Regions from separate parts of the Homo sapiens genome. Here regions 2 and 3 are each linked to region 1. The links are chromatin loops, found by intact Hi-C in ENCODE. Cell type or tissue: B cell. All regions are shown on one strand. Links, peaks and the distances in the headings refer to the core of each region. The heading gives the core; the rest is flanking DNA. Region 1 holds the start of TBPL1 (TATA-box binding protein like 1). Region 2 holds the start of HBS1L (HBS1 like translational GTPase). Region 3 holds the start of SLC18B1 (solute carrier family 18 member B1).

What was found. Peaks named below come from ENCODE experiments on the same cell type or tissue, not always from the same donor. Only the 100,000 strongest peaks of a DNase experiment are listed, where the experiment ranks them.
Region 2: it touches region 1 in a loop (12-fold over the local background); 3 of 110 quality-filtered maps call a loop at or near these places.
Region 3: it touches region 1 in a loop (17-fold over the local background); 2 of 110 quality-filtered maps call a loop at or near these places.

What each region holds. Positions count from the first base shown.
Region 1 is chr6:133,948,141-133,955,850 of GRCh38, forward strand. It overlaps TBPL1 (TATA-box binding protein like 1), which reads left to right and starts at 5,084. Exons shown (of 7, transcript NM_004865.4): 1 at 5,084-5,285. LOC128092253 (umcharacterized LOC128092253) reads left to right here and starts at 5,164. Exons shown (of 2, transcript NM_001414965.1): 1 at 5,164-5,285. The coding sequence starts at 5,164. RefSeq lists a silencer at 4,082-4,191. In B cell, for the core only: CTCF peaks have their summits at 3,955 and 4,157; DNase peaks (open chromatin) are centred at 3,881 and 4,951; H3K4me3 peaks cover 2,810 bases; H3K27ac peaks cover 2,987 bases.
Region 2 is chr6:135,051,043-135,058,752 of GRCh38, forward strand. HBS1L (HBS1 like translational GTPase) reads right to left here and starts at 3,780. Exons shown (of 18, transcript NM_006620.4): 1 at 3,607-3,780. The coding sequence starts at 3,649. LOC124901405 (a long non-coding RNA gene) reads left to right here and starts at 3,851. Exons shown (of 2, transcript XR_007059775.1): 1 at 3,851-4,444. LOC124901406 (a long non-coding RNA gene) reads right to left here and starts at 7,694. Exons shown (of 2, transcript XR_007059776.1): 1 at 7,577-7,694; 2 at 6,676-7,247. RefSeq lists an enhancer at 3,939-3,988. In B cell, for the core only: no CTCF peak of the experiment used is centred there; a DNase peak (open chromatin) is centred at 3,859; H3K4me3 peaks cover 2,232 bases; H3K27ac peaks cover 3,041 bases.
Region 3 is chr6:132,795,400-132,803,109 of GRCh38, forward strand. SLC18B1 (solute carrier family 18 member B1) reads right to left here and starts at 3,238. Exons shown (of 14, transcript NM_052831.3): 1 at 3,015-3,238; 2 at 1,583-1,722. The coding sequence starts at 3,057. RefSeq lists an enhancer at 1,524-2,024 and a silencer at 3,256-3,305. In B cell, for the core only: a CTCF peak has its summit at 3,740 (motif pointing left); DNase peaks (open chromatin) are centred at 3,012 and 3,712; H3K4me3 peaks cover 1,964 bases.

The DNA.
Region 1 (7,710 bases), core at 1,009-6,008:
TGGGATAGCCACCTGTGCTGCAGAAGATGGATTCTAGAGAGGCCTTCCATGCTGCAGGAGCCTGTCAGGGAAGCACACTGGAACCAGAAAGTAAACCCTTTCCTATTTCAATGCGTCTCTAGCATTCTCTATGGACAGAACTTACCATTGTGGTAGGTAGACCTACCTACCACATAGAGAATGCTGAGAGAAGTAGTAGAAGCCTATTTTAAGGGGTCAGATCCATCTATATAGAACAAGCATGAAAAGTGAATTTGGAACTGAGAGGCAACAAATAAATTACAGCACAGGTACTATAGAGCTGGCTAGCTTAGGTAGAAAAACTACCTCTCTGTCAATCACCGTGGCTATTGCAGCTCCCATTTGGTCTATCATTAGACTGGGGATAGGCAGAGAAGAAAAGTAGTTCTCCCAAAATAAGAGGGTGAAGCACTTTTCCCAAAAGAAGAGAGGAGTTCTGGGCTAACAAAACAAAAATGTTCCCTACACTTCACCCTTTGACTGCTCAGTGCATGCATGAACACACACACACACACACACACACACACCCTGGTTTCTCCATACCCAGTCCCTCCCTAGTGAGAGGAGAAAACTCAGTCACATCCCGATATTGAATCCAGCCTCAAATTCAGGATCTTTGAGTACTGTCAATCTTGATGAGGTCCAGATGTAGCTAAATAATGAATAATGAATGTATCCCTAGAGTACAAATGTATGTTAAAGGTGTAGGGGGTGGGGGGCACTAGATAACAAAAACTAATGAGAAAACAGAAAAAGGAAAAGCAACATACAATGGTTGTGAGCATATACCATATCCTGCTGGACAAGAGTAAGAAGAGTAAGACAGACTTCGCTTCTACGGCAAAGAATCAAGATCTCTGTCAGCCAAGCAACGTGTCAAGATTTTCCTTCTCAAAGATCCTGCCTCAGAGATGTAGTGAAAGGAATCCTGGCAGCCATTAGGTAGCCATCTTTCTATCAGGAATGGAGACTGGGACGTTGCCTTTAAGACAGCACAACAGTAGGTACCTTTTGCCAGGCTGAGGAGGAATTTCTAGCGATACCTTAAAACTTGACTTGGCTGCCAGTCAGTGTCATTTGGCGAAATCCATTAGCTTGTTATCAGAAATCTCACTAAGACTTCAGGTTCAAATATGGACACTACCCTTCCTGTTTTGATCTCTTGAAAACTAGCCTGGCAGCTCCATGAAATCTCCCTGGATATCTTAGTTCAATGGCTTTTGTCATAGGCTCTCCAAGGGTGAGGAAGAGAACAGGCTGGGATTATGAAGCTAGGTTATCGTATTGGATGCCAGCCCTTAAGTTGTATACCACTCAACTGGTATAATGGGAGGACTTACCTTTTTCCATTGATAAGGAAGCATAGCAGAAGATATTTGGGAAGAGTTCTGAGGAATGAAGCATCCATGACTCCATTGCTAATTCCTACTTAGTGTATTAACTTATAGACGGCAGAAATTTTCGTTATTTCACTTGGCAGAGTAGATATTATCTGATCCTTAGGAATACAGGATAACTAAACCACTAGAAAAAGAGCTCCTCAACAATGCTTTGTAATTTACATCTCACTATTGCTGGTTTCTTTCAGAAAGGCCATGCTGAGCTAGTTTGTCTCTCTCATGGCACTGAAGCAAGAAGTAGCCAACATATTCCAATAGCCCGTTTGTTTGTTTGTTTTGTTTTGTTTTTGCCAATTTCCCTAAAGTTAGAGCCTTACTGGACATAACAAATAATCTACCAGTGTTTTTCAAAGTCTCTAGGGTGAAGAATCAATTTTTGGATTATTTTTAATTACCAGCCCATTGCAGACAAATATTTTCATAAATACAAAACTGCATGCTTAGATAGCCCTGTGATGTCAAATTATTAAACGTTTCCAAATCCTCCTCTCACTTTCCATATCTCTTTCATTGTTGACTAGTAGAGCTTGCAGACTGGCTTTGGTCTGTACATCACATTTTTAGTAGCACTGATAAAACCAATAAAACTTGCTACTTTCCAAGCCTGGGATGGATGACTCCTCACTGTCCCCACTTCCTTTACTAGGCCAGTTCTACATTTTAGGGTTGTGATGGTTAATACTGAGTGTCAACTTGATTGGATTGAAGGATGCAAAGTATTGATTCCGGATGTGTCTGTGAGGGTGTTGCCAAAGGAGATTAACATTTGAATCAGTGGGATGGGAAAGGTAGACCCACCTTTAATTTGAGTGGGCACCATCTAATCAGCTGCCAGTATGGCCAGGATATAAAAAGCAGGCAGAAAAACCTGAAAAGGCTAGACTGTCTTACAGTCTACATCTCCCAGCCTACATCTTTCTCCCATGCTGGATGCTTCCTTGAACATCGAACTCCAAGTTCTTCAGCTTTGGGTCTCAGACTGGCTTCCTTGCTCCTCAGCTTGCAGACAGCCTATTGTGGGACCTTGTGATCATGTGAGTTAACTACTACTTAATAAACTCCCATATATATATTTTATTAAGTAGTAGTTATATACATACATAACAGGATATATATGTCTATCCTAATAGGATAGACATATATATCCTATTAGTTCTGTCCTTCTAGAAAACCCTAATACAAGGGTCAGCAATCACAATTCCTATTTCTAGGTTATCAATTTCTGTACTGATCAATAGTCTTGGATGAGAACATATACTGCATATTCTAACTTTACAATGCATTGTCTCCTAGCTGGCACCTGAATAATGGGTCACATTATAAGAGCAGTGAAGCCCATGGCCTTTGGTTAGAGGAATGGTGTATGGGATAATGTGATAGGTCTATTATTATTATTATTATTTTGTATAAATTTGGAAGTACAAGTACAGTTTTGATGCATTGATATGTTGCATAGTGGTTGAAATCTGGGCTTTTAGTGTTAACCATCACCGGAATAGTATAATAGGTCTATAATTAATAGGGAATAGTGCTTGCAGCAAAACCAAATCCCATTCCAGAATGTGGAACTAATGTAGGGAAGCAAACTATTGGCTGATCCATGACAAAAGGGAGTCTAAAGTAATTGACATTCCTGCTTCTAGGTATTTGGCTGGTCCCCTTGAAGGAGAATGCCTCGTAAGGACCTTAGAACTTGTCGCCATTGCTGTAACGTTGACTTTTCAGGAGTGGCAGTAGCCACTGGAATAGAGAGTCTCCCCTGCCGTTTCCTTGGCAAATCATGTTATTTTCCAGGCTAAAACTCCACTTTCCCTAGCACTTGGAAGAAAGTCCAAACTCCTTCTATGGTCTACAAGGCACTGAAAGTTCAAGACCTTAATTTCCCTCCAATTTCAATGACTGTCATTCTTCCTTTGCACTGTTTCCTGATGCCCTAGCCACACTAATACCCCAGCACAGCAAGTACTCAGCATATCTTGTTCCCTCTGACTGGAACACTCTACATACATTCTTCCCACTCCCATCCCTTTTAGAAATTGGCTGAGATGTTACCTCCTAAAAGTCCTCTCCCCACCACCACACAGACATTACTTTCTAACCCAGCTTCTTGTTCACTTTCTTTATTAAACCTGACCCAACTATAATCACTATCCCTTGAAAAATAAATTAGTACAGAAATGAAAACAAACTCCATCATTCTACGGAGCTTTCAAATGCTCGAATATGTTTCTGAACACTCAGAGGGGAAAGCAAAAAATCAAGAGGCATCCTTGGAGATCTCGTAAATAATAAAATACCTAAATGGTTGCCTACTGTCAAAACCCCAAGAATTCAGCCCACGTCTTCTCTTTTAAAAAGGCAGTGGCATTTTCATTTTTTTCATCTGATTCCCACCAATCAGAGGCCAGGTACCCATGAACCCGGCTCGGCGTGGTCTTTTAATAATTAAATCAGGGCTGCCATTGACCTCAACTAACGCCAGGGGCTTCTGACTGCAGCCGAGCTCTGGTGGAAAGGCCGATGCCGGCCTGAGAGTGGGAAACGTGGGGCCGGGAGCCGGGGGCTTCCGCGCGGCGTGGCGTGGCGTGGCGTGGCGTGGCGCCCTCAGGGCCGTTACGCGATTTTCGCTCCCGCGGGCAGCGCCTCTCAGGCCACTCCCGAGGGACCCCGAGGACGCACTCGGGCCCCAGGGCGACGGTTCAAACGGGCCATTGTGCGCCCCCGGGGTCCCCCGGCCCCTGCAGGGCTACTTGGGCGCAGAGCCGCGGAGGGTCTCCGTTCCTAGAGGTCCTCCTATCCCGGGCTGCCTGAGTCCTCGCCAGCATCCGCCCTCTCCCACTCCCATCCTTCCTGGATCCGCCTCTCGGTTCCCGAGGGACAGTCCCGACCGCAAACCCACGTAGAGTAAGGAATGTGGGACAGGCGACAGAAGTGGCATACGGTCCTGCGTTATCCCTCCGTCTCGCCACACCTTGTGTCTCCATCTCTCCCCACTTCCTTCCCTCCGTCTGTCATCTGTCATCCCCGGTCGCTCTAAGACCAGGATTCCAATTCGCCTAGTGAGGAATCTCACTAGGGGAATTTATCGCGACATCATAAATTAACGGGTTCATTTTGACTGAAAAAGCGAAGGACTTTTTTCAGGCAGAAAACAAGTCTCGTCTGGACGGTAAGGACTAGCTTTAGCAATTATATAATGGGGGGTGGGGAGGACCTTTTGTATAAATTTAATGAGCTGATGAGAAAGTTCTACGGTTTTGACAAAAAAGTCCACCTAAATATTCGACTGTATGCCAGAAATTACTACACGTTTAGATATCAACTAAAAATATACAAAGGATACACGGTGTTTTCAGAACCCTTTCAAGCGGTTCTTAAACAAAAAAGTCTAGTCCGATGCCCATTAGCGCCGCCCCCATCCCACCTCTTACCTCCCACCGAGCCCAGCGGGTGGGCAGGAGGGGCCTGATTTGGGGACCAGGAAGGAGGAAGGAAGGGTGGGGGCGGGGGACGGGGAAAGTGACGGGAGCAGTGAGAGCCGGAAATGAGTGGCTAGCGAGGCACCCAGGAGCGCCCTGTCCGGCGGCGCTCTAGCCCTCGCGCACTGTCTCTATGCTCCCCAGCGTCTAGTCTATTTATTGTCGCGGGGAAGCTGCGGCCGCCTCGCACCCGGAACAACAAAGCAAGGAAGACGGAGTCCGAGCCTCGGGGGCTCCTAGCAACGGGCCGGGGCGGGAGTTCCATGGAGACTGGGGAGCGCGCCCGTCTCATCCTCATCCTTGTCCTCCAGCTTCTCCTTCGCATCCGACGCAACCGGCAGCAGCGCTGCCGCCGCGTCCTCAGCCACCGCTCCCTCTTCCCACGGTAACCCCCTAGGCGACCCTGGGCACAGGGAGCGCGGGCGGCTGAGCGGCCTGAGCACCGGGTGCGGGGCGTCTGGGCGCGGGGTGGGCATGTGCGGAGCCCGGGCCAGACTTGGGGTGGGATGTGTGGGGGCGGGCGACTGGAGGGCAGCCGCTGAGGTGGGGGAAACCGGTCCGGTGGCCGAGGGAGGGCTCAGTTCTGAAGAGGACCGGGCGATATTTGGGGATCTCTTTAGGGATAACGGGTTGGGGGTGGGGCGTCCGTACCTGGGAGCGTTACCGAGCCTGGTGTAGGATAAGAAAAGAAGGGTTATCTTTCGTTTAAGCCACCACTGGGAAAGACGGGGAAAAGAGATTCCTCATCTGTCTCGGAGCCATCACCCAGGGGAAGAGGGACCGTGCAAAGATGCTAGGGGTCCGTTGCTTCTCAGAAAACTTACAGCGGCTTCTCTAATAGCTCCCAAAAAGCGGCTTCGTCGGTTTCTGATTCTGGCAATGCCGGCAGCCTCGCTTTATTTTATTATTATTTTTGACCAAAATTAGGATTGATGGAGAAGGATCTAGAACTGAAGAAGAGAAAATGAATTGTGGGTAGGGCTAAGCAGGGATGAGAGTCGGGATAAGTGATAAAAATAGCCAATAAAAGCCCTAAAAGTAAATCTAATAGGGCATGAGGGCTTAAAAAGAAAATCTCTCCTGCCGAGATGTGCATCTGCAGGCTCTGTCAATGTGCTCATTGCAATAAGACTCAAACTGCAGTCAATCCACATCTGTGAGCTCTCTGACTGCATCTGTCACCTGCAGTTCCAAAGCGACACTGGCAGTAAGTGCATGAGCTTCTGTATTTAGGGTTTAGAACAGTGCCTTAAAACTGTGACTTAAGAAAAGGGAGCAGGTTTGCGTGTGTGTGTGTAAGCAATGTGGATTCTCTGGGAAAATATAAAAAGAGACATAAGAAGGTTCAGCCATCCTGGCATAATTTCGCAGTCTCTTTGAGAAAATGGCAGTTCCTTCCTATTGAGAAGTGACTGTTAGCACTATCTGGTTGAAAGGATTATTCACAGTTTGGTATGCCCAGTGAAATATCAGTTTATGTTACCTCTTTAGTCTTACATCACAAGCTGCTTAATGGTTTTATACTTTACAAAATCATTTTGGGTGAGTAAATGAGGTTTTCCTGTAGCACAATGAAAAGGCCACATATACATACAAAGTTCTTTATGTAAAGTTGAAGATTAAAGATGAAAATAAAATTGATAAATCATAGGAGCAATTAGGTCAACCACAGCTTCTGTTTGTTCCCCACCCCTTTTGTTAAACCTGACTTCTCCTAAGCAAAAAGGTGTCATCCTTTCCCCAGCCTCCTCTTTACGTACCCTCTGCCCTCAAAATCAGTATCAGAAACTCTAGTGACCTATTACTATGTGCCCTTGATTGGGCTGGCTTGTTCCTGAATGAGGGCTAGCCAGAATATAGCTTCAACTCAGGCGTTTTCATCTTAAGCTTTTAATATGGAATTGAGGTCCAGTGTCTGTTAAAGGAATTTCATTCATGTGTAAAGAAGTGGACAGGATGCAAAGTGTGAACATTGGGAAACTTAAGTTGCATTTTAAGACATTAAGAAGAAAAAGATAGATTAATGAATCAAAGACTGTTGCTTAATCTTTGTAGCAGTTCTGTGAAGGATATACTGGGATAGCCATACTTGAGGCTGTGGATGTTGAGTCCTGGGGTTATCTTTGTGCATATGAGACTTGACGAAGTGTCCCTCAACCTCAGGGCTGCCATCAGACTCACTTGACCCAGATCTAGTTTGCCGTTGTCTGTCTCTTCATTGTTTGAGTGAGGGTCAAGCCCTAGCTTCCACCTTTATTAACAATGCAGTGTCTGCTTTCCCTGCTCTCCTCCGCCCCAATACTCCCAACTTTGGTGGTAGTTTAGTTACTGTCTTTTCTTAATCATGTCCCAATCAAAAATGATTTTTTATGCTGTATCATTTCCGTTTCTTACAGCATTTTCAACATGTGTCCTTCGCCTGCATGTGCATTTCATTAATGTGATTTTATCTGTTGCATTTTCCTTCTGTACCCTCCTCTTTATTTGGAAAATTGGAGTGGTCATGTTAGATGTTCTGTATTCATTCTGAGTAACTGTTGGTTGTGAATACAACAGGTTAAGAGCCTCTGCTGAAACTCAAGAGCTTCTATTAAAATAAGGTATATTAAAATTTTTGAACTTAGCAGAATGAAAGACGTTAGAAGTCCAAATGGTAATACTGTAATTGTAGACGGTCACTTTTTAAAAAAGTATTGTAGAGCCTGTTCTGTGTTTTAAATTGAACCTTAGATTTTCATGATTCTTATTCTAAAAAAATTATTCTTAAAATCAATCTTGACTGAAATTATATTCTGCCAAATTTGAGGGAA
Region 2 (7,710 bases), core at 1,194-6,193, 1.1 Mb after region 1:
TGGTGAAACCCCGTCTCTACTAAAAATACAAAAATTAGCTAGACATGGTGACGTGCACCTGTAATCCCAGCTACTCTGGAGGCTGAGGCAGGAGAATCACTTGAACCCAGGAGGCAAGGTTGCAGTGAGCCAAGACCGCGCCACTGCACTCAGCCTGGGCGACAGAGCAAGACTCCGTCTCAAAAAGAAAAAAAAAGAAAAAAAGAAAAAAAAATACTTAGTCTCTCCAGTGTTGACAAAAATCTGAAATAAACCATTTTTTTCACCATGTGCCCTCTAAAACCAAAGCACTTCTCTTCCACAGAACATGGGGGTATATAATAGATCATGAAAGTAGTATTTCTTTATGGAGAGCTAGGTAACATCTATACAAACCAACTTACCCTAAACTCCCTATGCCCACCTGCTGATGGCTAACTGCCCTTTTTTTCTGCTTCCTGGGATATGCTCTTTGCCTAGATTTTCCGAGGCCATTTCTTTCTGCTAGTTAAGGTTCCAGCTCAAATGTCTCCTCTTTGCACAAGTCTTCCCTGACCACTCTGGGTAAAGCAGTAAGCCCCTCTGCTACTGTTACCCTCCAGCACACTTACCCAATTTACAGAGCGCTACGCCTGTTCACTACATGAGACTATCAGCTTCTTCAGGGCAAGACTTGGTTTAGCCAACTACCTGGCACATATGGGGCACTAGATTAATATTTGTTTTATTATAAATTAATGAATCAAACTAATTACAACTAAAAACCCACAAAGAACATAAATATATTTACATAAATTTCATTTGACAAACACTAACACCATGCCAGGGAGTAGTTGAGACAACTGTGGTATAACAGTGAACACATTTCCAGTTATCACTGCACCTAAAATCTGACAAGGAATACACACAAGATAATGGGCAATTACAAAACCATGTGACAAGTGCCTGATGTGAGAAACACAGAGCAATTTGGGAACACACACATGAATGACAAAACTAGAACCGGGAGTGGGGCAGCTAGGGAAAGATCCCCATTAATATAATATCCAAACCAATTCCAAAGGATAGAGTTAGCTAGTTTCTGAGGGTATTCATGCAGCAGGAACAGCATGCTCAAAGGCTGAGACCAAATGCTTACAGCAAAGAAAAATTAGATAAATGCTACTATTGGGCAAAAACATATATGATTAAATAAATTATTAGATCACAATCCCAAGTTAATAAAAATTTATTTGCAAATAAACAAGGGGCCATTCACAAACAAAGTATTTTTAGATATTGAAGACAACAATAGGCCAGGCATCGTGGCTCACACCTGTAATTCCAGTACTTTGGGAAGCCGAGGAGGGAGGATCTCGCTTGGGCAACACAGCCGGATGCTGTCTCTACTAAAATAAAAAATTAACCGGGCATGGGGGCACATGCCTGTAGACCTAGCTACTCGGGAGGCTGAGGCACGAGGATTGCTTGAGCCCAGGAGTTGGAGGTTACAGAGAGCTATGATCATGCCACTGCACTCGCACTCCAGCTTGGCCAACCAACAAAGTGCGATCCTGTCTCTTAAAAAAAAAAAAAAAAGAAAAAAAACTCTTTTTTACTAGGTCAGTTTGTCAATGCTGAAGTTGACCCTAAAGTGCCACAACATATAAAGATGAAGAGAATTCTTTCCTGCAATCTTCATAGTTTGTTTCCTCAATCAACAAAATTATGAAATATTTACCACATGTAAAGAACATTGTGCCAGCTACTTAAAGTATGGATTTTGCCTTCCTGAGACTTTTAAATCAGTGACTGAGGCAGTCATGTAAAGTATTACATAAATTACAGAGAAAAACAAAGTGGGAGTTAAGTAGCGGAACCAGTAGGTTTTAGAACACAAACTCTCTCTAATGAGGTTATATTTCTTAACAGAATTTTTAAATTATTATTCTGAGAATTCAAGAGAAAGCCTAACTGGGAAGAAGAGAAATAAACTGGACCTTAATGAGTACAACTTTTATAAACAAGAAAAGGGGATGAACCTCCTTAATGTTACAGGAACAGCTTGGTTATGATGTCACCAATTGTTTCAAAGAAGCATGACAACATGACAACCTAACCTCAAGAAGCCAAGGTGCTCCCTGAGGCCAACCACCTCTCCTCCATGAAGCATTCCTTAACGTAGAAATCCTGCTTAAATTCCCCCCAATCCATTCTGAATTAAGTGTTCTCATCTGTGTATCCCTCCCATAGCGTTTTCTCAGTACCTTTTGTAGCATTTTTCATACTCTAATAATCTGTAACTCGTATAATCTTCTCCTTTTAGACCACCCTCAAATATCTTACTTTCAGTCCTCAAAGCTTAGAACAGTACTCTAAGCACTAACTTAATGGTGGTTGAGGAAATGATAAACAACTATTAAAGAAATGAATGAATAATAAATAGGCCTATTCATGTACTTTATATTTGCAAAAATCTCTCTCAATCTAAAGTCATTTCTTAGGTGACAATGGTCCACATGCAATACCATCCACTGCAATATTTATTTAAAAGGGCCTCCATTCTAAAGTAACCACCAGAAAATTCACATGTTCTAGACGGACTGAGGTCACAGGTTCCAAATGGAGAACAGGGTGTTAGCTGCCCTCACTCTAGTTAAAGCATACTGATGTTCTATAATAATCTACTGGGGTGCCAATGACAATCACCAACATATTAAGCACTACATGTTCTGCACTTCGTAAAGCATAGTTCTTTATTCTTCTCCTGCATTAGTTCATTTTTGTTTATATTTTTAGTTTATGTGATGCTTGGTGATGCCTATAGTTATCTACTGCATGAAGAGGGATGTGCTCCTCCTAAAAATAATTCTAACTCCTGTTAACTCCTACAGAACATTCATACAGACATTTTTATTTCATTTTTTAATATCAAAAAGTCCTTTCCTATACACTCTTTCCTCTAGTACTGCCGTTTATTTACATTTCAAAATACATTTATATCAAGCATTACCAGCCAAGAACTAAGTATAAACTTCAAGATCCATCTGATCGACTCATTCTTTGGGCCTTTTTAACATGTGTCTTTTCTACCGTCTCCTAAGTTTCCACTTTGAAATTCGTTGAAAAATAAATTAGCGCAAACTGATTCTGCACTAGGTATGTATGGACATACACAAAAGGTTTACCATGTAAATCTAACACAGGTACACGTCCGTTGAATGTATTAAGTCAATCTGTGTTTTACAAATAAGCAACGTTTCATGGACATTTCTCAAAGGGGATCTGGGAGAGAGGAGCTAGAAGCAGGCACGTTAGTGCCCAACATGGGAGGAAACAATGGAAGAGGTGATAATGCTTACGTGCCTAAATATCACCGGATCTCAACCTCACCAATATCCTACCCATATGACGCTATGCAGCACCTCCCCCTCCCCAAATAAAATCAACCCCAGAGGGCAGAAATCATGACTTAAAAACGACGGCATTTGAAAGCACTAGAAGGCCTGTTATATTCCCCAACTGGGGCTCTCCCAATCCCGACAGGGCAACACTGACGAGAAACTCACAGATTGAAGTGGATGCCAACGGGCTAGGATCCCAGCTGTAGCCGGGAAAAGAACGTCCCGGCATGACCCTGCCACCTACCTTCATCGTAGTTATAGCCTCGAACATTCCGATGCCGGGCCATGACGGCGGAGAGGGCGTTTGCCACAGCCCCTTAACTCCTTCCAAAACACTCCGCTTAGATACTGATAAGGCGCCAACTGCAGCCTGGAGAACCCCTATGCGCCATCTTGGCTTCCCGCAGGCCTCTGCGCCGAGCGCCTGCGCAAGCGCGACGTCTTAGCTGTGCACCGCGCGACGGCAATGCCTCAGGGTCACTGTCCGCCTCCCTGAGGGCGCATGCGCACTGCTGTGCATGGCGGGACGAGGGGAGGGAGCGTTTGGGAGTGGCCCCACCCAAAGGTTGGGCGACGGAGGGGGATGGGGAAATCCGCCGCCTAGAATTGACTGGTTTGGACTAAATGTTGCAAGCGGGGAACCTTGAGCTACCTACGCCAGCGTTCTGGATTATTTTCCAAATTTGGTTCCTGATAATCTGAGAAAGCTATGCGCTCAGTAAGAGCAGGGACCTTGTTTTATCAAACTTTGATCTTTCATTAAGCACACAGTGGGCATTCAACAAACTTGTGTAAACTTGGAATCAGATTTAGCCCAGGCCGGTGCGGTGGCTCCTTCCTGTAATCCCAGCACTTTGGGAAGCCTAGGAGGGCGGATCGCTTGAACTCAGGTGTTCGAGACCAGCCTGAGCAACATAGCGAGGCTCCGTCTCTACAAAAAATACAAACACTAGCCGGCCCTGTGGTGCAGACCTGTAGTCCCAGCTACTGAAGAGGCTGAGGTGGGAGGATCCCCTGAGCCCAGGCGGTCGAGGCTGCAGTGAGCTGAGATCGGGCCTCTCCATTCCAGCCCGGGCGACAAAGTGAGTGAGACCTTATCTCAAAAAAAAAAAGAGTCCAAGCTTTAGAGAAGGAAATAAGGCTATTTTTAAACGGGTATATATTATTAAATTGAGACCCTGGCTATATTAGGTCACCCTGCATTCATATAATTTACGACTTCATGTATTCACTCCGTTCGGCATTACTATCCCTAGTAAACAGCGATTTGCCCTTAGCTATGTAAACGATTTTAGCTATATAGACGATATTTATCAGCATCATAAAGAAGGATTCACTGAACATTCATTGAAGACATAATTGTGTGTAACATTGCGAGTATTAAATATAGCTTTTTAGACATAGCACTGGCCTTAGGTGGTAATGCTGAATGTTGTTGATGCATGAATCTATAACCTGCTATTAAATGTCCTCATTTCTCAGAACATAAAGTTAATAATGCTATATAAGAAACCAACCTCATTATACTGAACACCACTTCAGTTTTAGCTTGTGTTTTTGAAATGATGATACTTCACATCAAAGGCAAATGTTGAGTTCTAGAGATAATTAAAAGCTTCCTCAGCTTTTTGCTATGCACAATAGAAAGAAATAAGAGTAATCCAAATTTAGTTTATATTTGTAAGTGGCTTGGAACGTAATTTATTCATGCATTTGAATGTGTTTGACTACAAAAATAGTTGTTTAATGTGGCTCCAAAATAAAAGTTTACAGAAAAATAGAGATAGTTGCTAATGTTACATGGCTTAAGTGTTTTTATTATTTTACACCCTTAGGTAATTTTTATTTTGCAGCCTGTTTCTTTGTAAAAAGGAGATAGAGACACTAACTCGCGAGCTGTGAATAATGTATCCGTATAAGAGGATTTATCACAGATCATAGTAGGTGCTTAAAAATATTGTGTTATTGGCCGGGCGCGGTGGCTGACTCCTGTGATCCCAACACTTTGGGAGGCTGAAGCAGGCGGATCATGAGGTCAAGAGATCAAGACCATTCTGGCCAACATGGTGAAACTCCCTGTCTACTAAAAATACAAAAATTAGCTAGGCATGGTGGCGCGTGCCTATAGTCCTAGCTACTCGGGAGGCTGAGGCAGGAGAATCGCTTGAACCCGGGAGGCAGAGGTTGCAGTGAGCTAAGATTGTGCCACTGCACTCCAGCCTGGAGACAGAGTGAGACTCTGCACCCCCCCAAAAAAATTGTGTTATTAAAATACAAATGGCAGCTTCCACTCCACTGTAATTGTCAATTACAAGCTTAACTACAACTCACTGAGGTATGAAGTGAATGAGTTATAGACCACATAAGCAAAGTACTACAGGAACAATGAATAAGAAAACGTTACTTCTGTCAGATAATATATAATTTGCCCTTAGGTCGTCAATAACGCACTCCTTTAAAACTCTAAATATTGCACAGCATCTACTGCATCTCAAACAGTAGAGCCTCAATGGCAAAGCCTTCACTGACTTCTTCAGAAAAAGTTAGGATTGTTCCACTCCCCTCAGGACTCTGTAAGGTGTGGGCAGGGCACCGTGGCTCACGCCTGTAATCCCAGCACTTTGGGACGCTGAGGCGGGTGGATCACCTGAGGTCAAGAGTTCCAGACCAGCCTGGCCACCATGGTGAAACCCCCATCTTCCACTAAAAATAAAAAAAAATTAGCTGTGCGTGGTGGTGGGTGACTGTAATCCCAGCTACTCGGGAGGCTGAGGCAGGAGAATCGCTTGAACCCAGGAGGCAGGAGTTGCAGTGAGCTGAGATCGTGCCACTGCACTCCAGCCTGGACAACAAGGGCAAAACTCCGACTCAAAAAATAAATGAATAAAACTCTGGTATTGTGTTTTGATGGAAAGTACTATGACTTCGGAGTACCACGAACCTGGATTTCAGTCCCAGTTTTGTTGCTGTTAACCACTTCAGATTTAATGTCTTCATCTGTAAAATCGAATATATGAAAATGTATGTCTTCTGTTTTGTGAAAAGTAAATGATATATGTAAAAACAGTAGGTGTTGCAGAATGGGTACTCAGTAAATGCCACTTCTCTACCCCTACTAATTTCAAAGCTTTATCTTTGTTTCTCCGGCACCCTAATGTCTGGCACTTTAAATGTTTGCTGAATGAATTAATGAGTAAAAGAAGAGAAATAAAATGACATTTCTCTTGCTATGGAATTGTTAATGTCATAAAAAACAATACAAATCATTTTATATTGATTTGTGAAAAAAATTATGAATGAAAGGATAACTACATTACTGAAAAAATGTTAACAACTTTATTGAGATATCATTGACAATAAACTGCACATAATGTGTAATTTTGATACATTTTGACGTATGTATACACCAGTGAAGCCATCAACCCCATCAAGATAATGAACATATCCAGACTTTCAAAATTTTCCTGAAGTACCTTTATATCCAGAATAAAAATTCCAGAATATCCCGGAATCCTTCCTGCCCGTCAAGGCCTCCTCACCATGGCCCCTCAAAATAACTGATCGTCTTTCTGTCACTATGAGTTGTTTGCATTTTTTAAAATTTTATACAGGTGAAATCATATAGTATGTGTTCTTTTTTATCTGTCTTAATTCACTCAGCATAATTATTTTGAGATTCACCTGTGTAGTTGCTTGAATCAACAGTTCATTCCTTTTTATTAGAGGAGGATTCCGCTGTGTGGATATACCACAATTTGTTTTTCCATTCACCCATTGAGAGATATTTGGTTTGTTTTCCATTTTGACGACTGTAAATAAGGCTTCTGTGAATATCTGTGTACGAATCTTCGTATAAACATAAACTAATTTTTCCTGGGTAAATACCTAGGAGTAGAATGATATGATAGGTTATCTTCAGCTTTTTAAAGAAACTGTCAAACTGTTTTCCAAAAACAGTTGTAAAGTTTTATGTTTCCACCAGCAATGTAGTTCCATTTTCTCTATTTTCTCAACATCATTGCCAACACTTCATGAGGTCTAAAGATGTTAAGCTTACGGCCGGGCGCGGTGGCTCATGCATGTAAATCCCAGCACTTTGGGAGGCCAAGATGGGCGGAGCACAAGGTCAGGAGTTTGACACCAGCCTGGTCAACATGGTGAAACCCCATCTCTATTAAAAATACAAAAAACTAGCCGGGTGTGGTGGCACGCACCTGCAATCCCAGCTACTCGGGAGGCTGAGGCGGGAGAATTGCTTGAACCCGGGAGGTGGAGGTCTCAGTGAGCCGAGATCACGCCACTGCACTCCAGCCTGGGCGACAGAGCAAAACTCTGTGTAAAAAAAATA
Region 3 (7,710 bases), core at 1,068-6,067, 1.2 Mb before region 1:
GAGACCGTTTCTTCATTTGCAACATGCTGAGATTCTCAAGATTCTGTATGAGGTTGTTGCGGGGATTAAATGGATAAATAAGGGGTAATGTGTACTAGAAGCCAGAGAGCACTGTATGGGTACATGGCAATATTGTTCCTTTAGCAGAGAAGCCACTTTATCTTCTTTTGTAACACACAGAACGAAGGACTACATGTTTAAAAGGCAGTTGGAGGACTAACAAGCTTCCACTGCACTGTGAGCCAAGGATTTGGCAAAAAGCACAAAATAAAACACATGGATATGTTGTCTACACTCCAAGCCAGTCATATTCATTTCATACTATATCCTATTGACGTCTAGAATCCAGTTGGACTTTCTAGGGATTATTATCTTTGAATCTGTGTCATTAGCTATAAATCTTAACACCATATAAAAGGCTATGCCTAGAAGGAATAGGCCCTATTAATCAGAATTCCTCCCTTGCATAAACATTGGCGCTAGAGTCCATAAGAAATTAAAGTCAAAAGAGGGAATATGGAGCGGGGCCGGGGCTGGGCGTGGTGGCTCACGCCTGTTATCCCAGCACTTTGGGAGGCCAAGGTAAGCAGATCACCTGAGGTCAGGAGATCGAAGCCAGACTGCCCAACATGGCAAAAACCTGTCTCTACTAAAAATACAAAAATTCGGCCGGGCACGGTGACTCACGCCTGTAATCCCAGCACTTCGGGAGGCGGAGGCGGGCAGATCATGAGGTCAGGAGATGGAGACCATCCTGGCTAACACGGTGAAACCCCGTCTCTACTAAAACAATACAAAAAAAAAAATTAGCTGGGCGTAGTGGCGGGTACCTGTAGTCCCAGCTACTTGGGAGGCTGAGGCAGGAGAATGGCGTGAACTCAGGAGGCGGAGCTTGCAGTGAGCCGAGATCGCGCCACTGCACTCCAGCCTGGGCGAGAGTGCGAGACTCCATCTCAAAAAAAAAAAAAAAAAAAAAATTACCCGGACGTGGTGGTAGGCGCCTGTAATCCCAGCTACTCGGGAGGCTGAGGCAGGAGAATCAATTGAACCCGGGAGGCAGAGGTTGCAGTGAGCCAAGATCACAACATTGCACTCCAGCCTGGGCAACAAGAGCGAAACCCTGTCTCGAAAGGAAAAAAAAAAAAAAAAAAAAAAGGAAGGGGGGTCGGGAATCAAAACGTCCTAATTCTAAAATGTGAATAAAACCTCGAGAAAATAGTTACTGTCTTAACACAGACCTATTGCAGTAACATTTGAATCTCAGTTATTCAGTGCACTCCTTTGTTTCAGTTGCAGAAACCAAATAAAGATTAATCAGACTACATGGTAAGAAAAGTAATTCTCAGAAGATCAACTACTTTTAGGTGAATTACCTCCCAAGAAGATGTTCTTTTTGACTGGATTTTTTTTCCTGGTATCAGGCATTCTATAAGAAGTATTCTATTGGCTGGAGTTCTATACACCATCTGTCCTATATGCAGATTTTTACATTTTATATACTATAAAATAAAATAATTCAAAAGGCTTTTAAAAAACAAACAAACAAAAAAACAGAGGTCCTAAGGATTTAAAAATGTCTTACCTCTTTGGGGAAAAACGGTCCAAGTATAGAATAGCACATCATGGAACCTAAGTTCACCGAAGCTGCCGATATCAGTACAAAAACCTGTTCTCTCGAAAGCCACCCGGGGGTCTCTCCTGCACTTCCTGCAGGATCATCACCTTGAATGCAAACATGCAGCAATTAGGCATATAATTGAGACTACTGATTAAAGTACACAAATGTGATTTCTGTGCACATATGTTGCACTCTGAAGATATCATTTGCTAAGCTTAGGGCTATTTTGAATATAGCACATTTGATCAAATGGAACACAATCCTTGTACATTACTGCCGTTTTGAAAACGTACTGCTTTCGGCTGGGCACGGTGGCTCACGCCTGTAATCCCAGAACTTTGGGAGGCCGAGGCAGGCGGATCACGAGGTCAGGAGATCGAGACCATCCTGGCTAACACGGTGAAACCCCGTCTCTACTAAAAATACAAAAAATTAGCCGGGCGTGGTGGCGGGCCCCTGTATCCCAGCTACTCGGGAGGCTGAGGCAGGAGAATGGCGTGAACCCGGGAGGCGGAGCTTGCAGTGAGCCAAGATCGCACCACTGCACTCCAGCCTGGGCTACAGAGAGAGACTCCGTCTCAAAAAAGCAAAACAAAACAAACAAACAAAAACAAAAACAAAAACAAAAAACAAAGATTTCTAAGGCAGTATTGAAGTCAAATGAAGTGTAAGTAGGAGAAAACAAGCTAAATCATTCAGCTGGTGAATTAATATTTACAGCGGTATGCTTCTGGATAGACAAGTCCCACAAATTCATAAATAAATACTTTTTTTTTACCCTAATTACTGGTCTTTTACATCAGTTAATTTAACACTTATTTCCAGGGCTAAATTGTCATTTAAAAACACGAAATCAATTACTGAGTTCCAAATATCCAAGCAAATCCATCAGCCATTTATAAATTAAATTGTTTTTAGGAAAAACTTAAGAGAAATACATTTGCTTTGCTCTATTTGTCAGAGGTTGCCATTGCAGTCCAGAAGGAAAAAAAAAATCAGTGCAACATGAGGAAGTCTTACGAATCTTTGTAAAATGTTTGTAGTAGATGAGAAAGGGAAATGAAAGTTAAAAAGAAAGGCAACAACAATGGGTACTTGAAAGGTAACGTTTTACATTTGCCTAATGGCATACTTATTTGAATGCATTAAACACACAGTACTTAAAAAGCAGAGGTATAGGTTAGAAAGTCATTAGAAACCGTGACACATATCCAATCCTGGAACTTTACCCCGTCCAGAGAGAAAAGAAACGCTGGCCCGAACCCCACGATCAGGCCCCAGCCTTTTCCAATCTCTCGGAAACAGATCAAGCTATAAGCAATTCAATCGTTGCTAAAGAGACACGCCGGAAGCCGCCGCTGGTCTCCGGGCTCCCGGCCACGCAATTCATGGTCACCTCCTGGTGCGCGTGGTCCCTCCAGGTCACCCAGCGCCTCCATCCCCGGTGCGTGGACTCCGGCGCCCCAGCTCCCGGCTTCAAGCCACGTCCTTGGACTCGACCTCCAAGGAGCCACTGGCACTCTGGCGGGCGGCCGCTGCTCAGCTGGAACCTGGCATCCCCGACTCCCTGCAGGCAGCGATCCGCCCGGCCCGGAGCTCCCCAAAGCCTTCCAGGACTCTGGGTCCCCGGGAGGAGGCCGGGGGCGGGGCAGGGGTGGAGCAAGGCTCCTTTTTTTTTTGTTTTGCGCCCCCCCCCCGCCTCATTATCTTAATCCACCACCTCAGCTGCTATATCATGGTGTCCTTTTTCATTCTGTGACAGAGAGTGAAAAAAGATGAGTCTATATTCCATACAGCTGTACCCCCCTCAATCTTAAAATAAGTTCAATTTATTCCTACGAAACGAAAGAAAGGAAGCTTATGTAGACACAGAAAAGGCAGGGAGTACCTCAACTGAAAGACACAAAAGTGAATTAGAAAATTAGGTTATACAGGAACTTTGAAAGAGTGAATTATTTTTCACAGTGGGTAAATGCGGTAGTGTTCGTAATTACTGAAGCCAGACACTATTGAACCGGAAATGAATTAACCTATGTGAAGCACCTGGAGTCGAAAAATATTTGCAAGAATACTAATGAATATCGAGGAAGCATGGCGAAGTGGCTAGGAGTGCGACCTCTGGAGGCAGGTGCCAGGGATTCAAGCCAGGGCACTTGCTGGCAGTGTGTAACTTTGGATGACAAGGTCAGTTTCTCTACCTGTACAACTGAGATTATAATGTTTATCTCGTAGGGCGGCTGTGAGCATTGGCGATAAAGTGTGTTAGTAGTTAGCACATGAACATGATGGCTGCTACCTTACTCTCACACTCACAGTTTTCTTGCATAAAAAATAGGTTTCACTTATTTTCACCGTATTTACTATTTGGGAAGTGTTAAAGCTCGAGGACTGGCTGGACACGGTGGCTCATGCCTGTAATCCCAGCAGTTTGGGAGGCCGAGGTGGGCAGCTCACCTGAGGTCAGGAGTTCTAGACCAGCCCGGCCAACATGGTGAAACCCTGTCTCTACTATAAAAATACAAAAAAATCAGCCAGGCGTGGTGGCAGGCACCTGTAATCCCAGCTACTAGGGAGGCTGAGGCAGGAGAATCGTTTGAACCTGGGAGGCGGAGGTTACAGTGAGCCAAGATCCAAAAGAATTGTGTGAGGGTAGCTTTATCGACTGAGAATCTGCCTCAGATCCACTGTACAAGGTCAGTTCCAGTACACAGTATGGCTGATAGTAAGTTTGTAATTACTGTGCCACCTCATTCCAGCCTGGGTGAAAAAGCGAAACTCTGTCTCAAATAAATAAATAAAGTTTAAGGACTGGGAAATTCTTGTTTTGAAGCCAAAGCAAAACAAAAGACTGAGTTACCACTTTGTGCCAGGCATTATGAATTTAAAGAGGAATGAGCCCCATCCAGACTCTGCCCTCAAGTAGCACACCTTCTAGCAGATGAAATTCACACTAATTAATAATCTACTATAATGCAATCGGTTGTATACAAACATATTGGAAGAACCATTTACTTTGGCAAATGGGTCCTGGATGACTTCCTGAGGAAGTGATGTTACCTTGGTTCTTGAAGGTTATGTAAAAACTCCCCAGTGAGGGCCGGGCGCGGTGGCTCACGCCTGTAATCCCAGCACTTTGGGAGGCCGAGGTGGGCGGGTCACGAGGTCAGAAGTTCGAGACCTGCCTGACCAACACGGTGAAACCCCGTCTCTACAAAAATACAAAAATTAGCTGGGCATGATGGCACCCAGCTACTCAGGAGACTGAGGCAGGAGAATCGCTTGAACCTGGGACTCGGAGGTTGCAGTGAGCAGAGATCATGCCATTGCACTCCAGCCTGGGCAACCGAGCGAGACTCCATCTCAAAAAAAAAAAAAAAAAAATTCCCCAGTGGGCAAGTTGTAAAGGAGAACCTAGAGAACCACTCTGAACAGAAAGTTCCACTCTAAGCCAGGTGCTGTGGCTCACGCCTGTAATCCTAGCACTTTGGGAGGCCGAGGCAGGCAAATCACCTGAGGTCGAGAGTTTGAGACCAGGCTGACCAACATGGAGAAACCCTGTCTCTACTAAAAATACAAAATTAGCTGGGCATGGTGGCGCATGCCTGTAGTCCCAGCTACTCGGGAAGCTGAGGCAGGAGAATCGCTTGAACCTAGGAGGCAGAGGTTGTGGTGAGCCAAGACAGCACCATTGTGCTCCAGCCTGGGCAACAAGAGTGAAACTCCATCTCAAAAAAAAAAAAAAAAAAAAAAAAAGAAAAGAAAAGAAAGTTCCAATCTAGCAAAGTTTCCCTAAAGTAGCCTTATGAAATCTTTATGATCTAACCCCTGACAGCTTCTCCAATCTCATTTAACTCTATGCTTTCTCTTCAATCTAACATCAATCTGTAGAGGGAAATTTTCTTGAATGATTTCTTTGATGATTACATTTCCTCTTTTATTTTCTTTCTGGACTGCACTTTATGTGAATGTTGGGTCACCCAAACTGGTCCTTTTACTTATTTCTCTTTTTCTTCTCTCTTTTATTTTATTTTATTTTTTTTAGACAGGGTCTCACTCTGTTTCCCAAGCTACCATGACATATAATGGCTCACTGCAACCTCAAATTCCTGAGCTCAACTGATCCTCCCACCTCAGCCTCCCGAGTAGGTGGGACTATAGGCCTGTGCCACCACACCTGGCTAGTTATTATTTTTTCTTTTTTTTTCCTCCATGTTATAGGAAGTATCCCTAACTGTATCTTGCCATCTGAATTTTTGCCAACTGAATCTTGCCAACTGTATCTTGCCAATTGAATGTTTCATTTCTGTTGCCATCTATTTCCTTGTATCTCCATTCTCATTCCTCTCCCCATTTGCAATAATTCTTGCATGTTTAATGCAAATCTTGTTCTTTATGTTCTCAAAAAAATCTATGTTCTTATGTGTCCATCTACTTTTAATTTACATAAAGTCTATTCATATCCCTATCCTCCGCTCCTCTTGTAATCTCTACCTCTCATTCTCCCTTCAGATAATCAGTTTTATAATCAAATATATTATTGTGTTAGTTTTCTGGGGCTGCTGTACAAATCAACACAAATTTGATAGCTTAAAACAAGGTCCTCAAAGCCAGAAGTTCAACATCAGTTTCACTGAGCCAAAATCAAGGTGTCAGCAGGATCATGTTCCCTCTAGAAGCTCTAGGGAAGAGTCTGTTTCTTGCCCCTTGAAGCTTCTAGTGACTATTGGCATTTTGTGCCACATCACTGTAGTCTCTGTTTCTGTGATCACTGTGCCTCTTCTTTTCTGTGTGTAATCTTCGTTTGCCAGTCTCTTGTAAGGATATTTTGAATGAATTTAGGGCCCACCTGGATAATCCAGGATGACCTCTTCATCTCAAGTTCTCCAATTTAGTCACATCTGCACAGACCCTTTTTTTCATATAAGGTAACATTTACAGGTTCCAGGGATTAGGATGTGGACGTATCTTTGGAATCCATTATCAGCCTACCACAATTATCTATTCATAGTTTGATATGCTCATTTAGACATTCATACACATATGGAATATTTGTTTCTTTACAAACTAAAATGGAGTAATATGGTCTTTGTTTAAATGCCACCTCCTCAGAGAAATTCATTCTTTTTTATTATTTATTTATTTAATAATAGAGATGAGGTTTCACCATGTTGCCCAGGCTGGTGTCAATCTCCTGGACTCAAGCAATCCATCTGCCCTGGTTCCCCAAAGTGCTGGGATTACTGCCGTAAGCCACCATACCTGGCCAAGAAATTCATTCATTTTTTTTTTTTTTTTTTTTTTTGAGATGGAGTTTCACTCTTGTTGCCCAGGCTGGAGCACAATAGTGCTATCTTGGCTCACCACAACCTCCACCTCCTAGGTTCAAGCGATTCTCTTGCCTCAGCTTCCTGAGTAGCTGGGACTACAGGCATGCGCCACCATGCCCAGTTAATTTTGTATTTTTAGTAGAGACAGGGTTTCTCCATGTTGGTCAGCCTGGTCTCAAACTCTCAACCTCAGGTGATCCTCCCGCCTCGGCCTCCCAAAGTGCTGGGATTACAGGCGTGATCCACCGCGCCCGGCTAAGAAGTTCATTCTTATGCCCTTATCCAAATACAGCCCTAGTCCTCCTTTGTCCTTTCACCTTTCTATTTTTCTTCCTGGCATTTCTATCAGTCAGAGTTCCCTGTTGCTAATAAAAAACAAAGCAACGTTGGCTAATTTAAGCAGAAAATGAATTCATCATTGATTATTAGGTAACACATAGTATCATCAGGAGGATCATGCATACCACTTAGAGGCTAAGTGCCTAAAGTCACACCACCTAAGCGGTCCAGTATGCATGGCACTGCAACCCTGCTGGACGTACATCTCCAGCACATGCTGCCAATACCACTGGAGCCAGGTATGAGACACTGTAATTAGAACATCATCCCCACTCCTCAAGAATGCTGCCACTCTCACCAGAAGAGATTTTAGGTGGTGCTAGCTTCTTCCACTCACTTGCTTCCATTGCATATCAAGACCCAATGTGTTTGAAGTCAGGCAGTAAAAAGTGTCCAAGTACGTTCTTCTTTTTCAAGAGTGGTTTG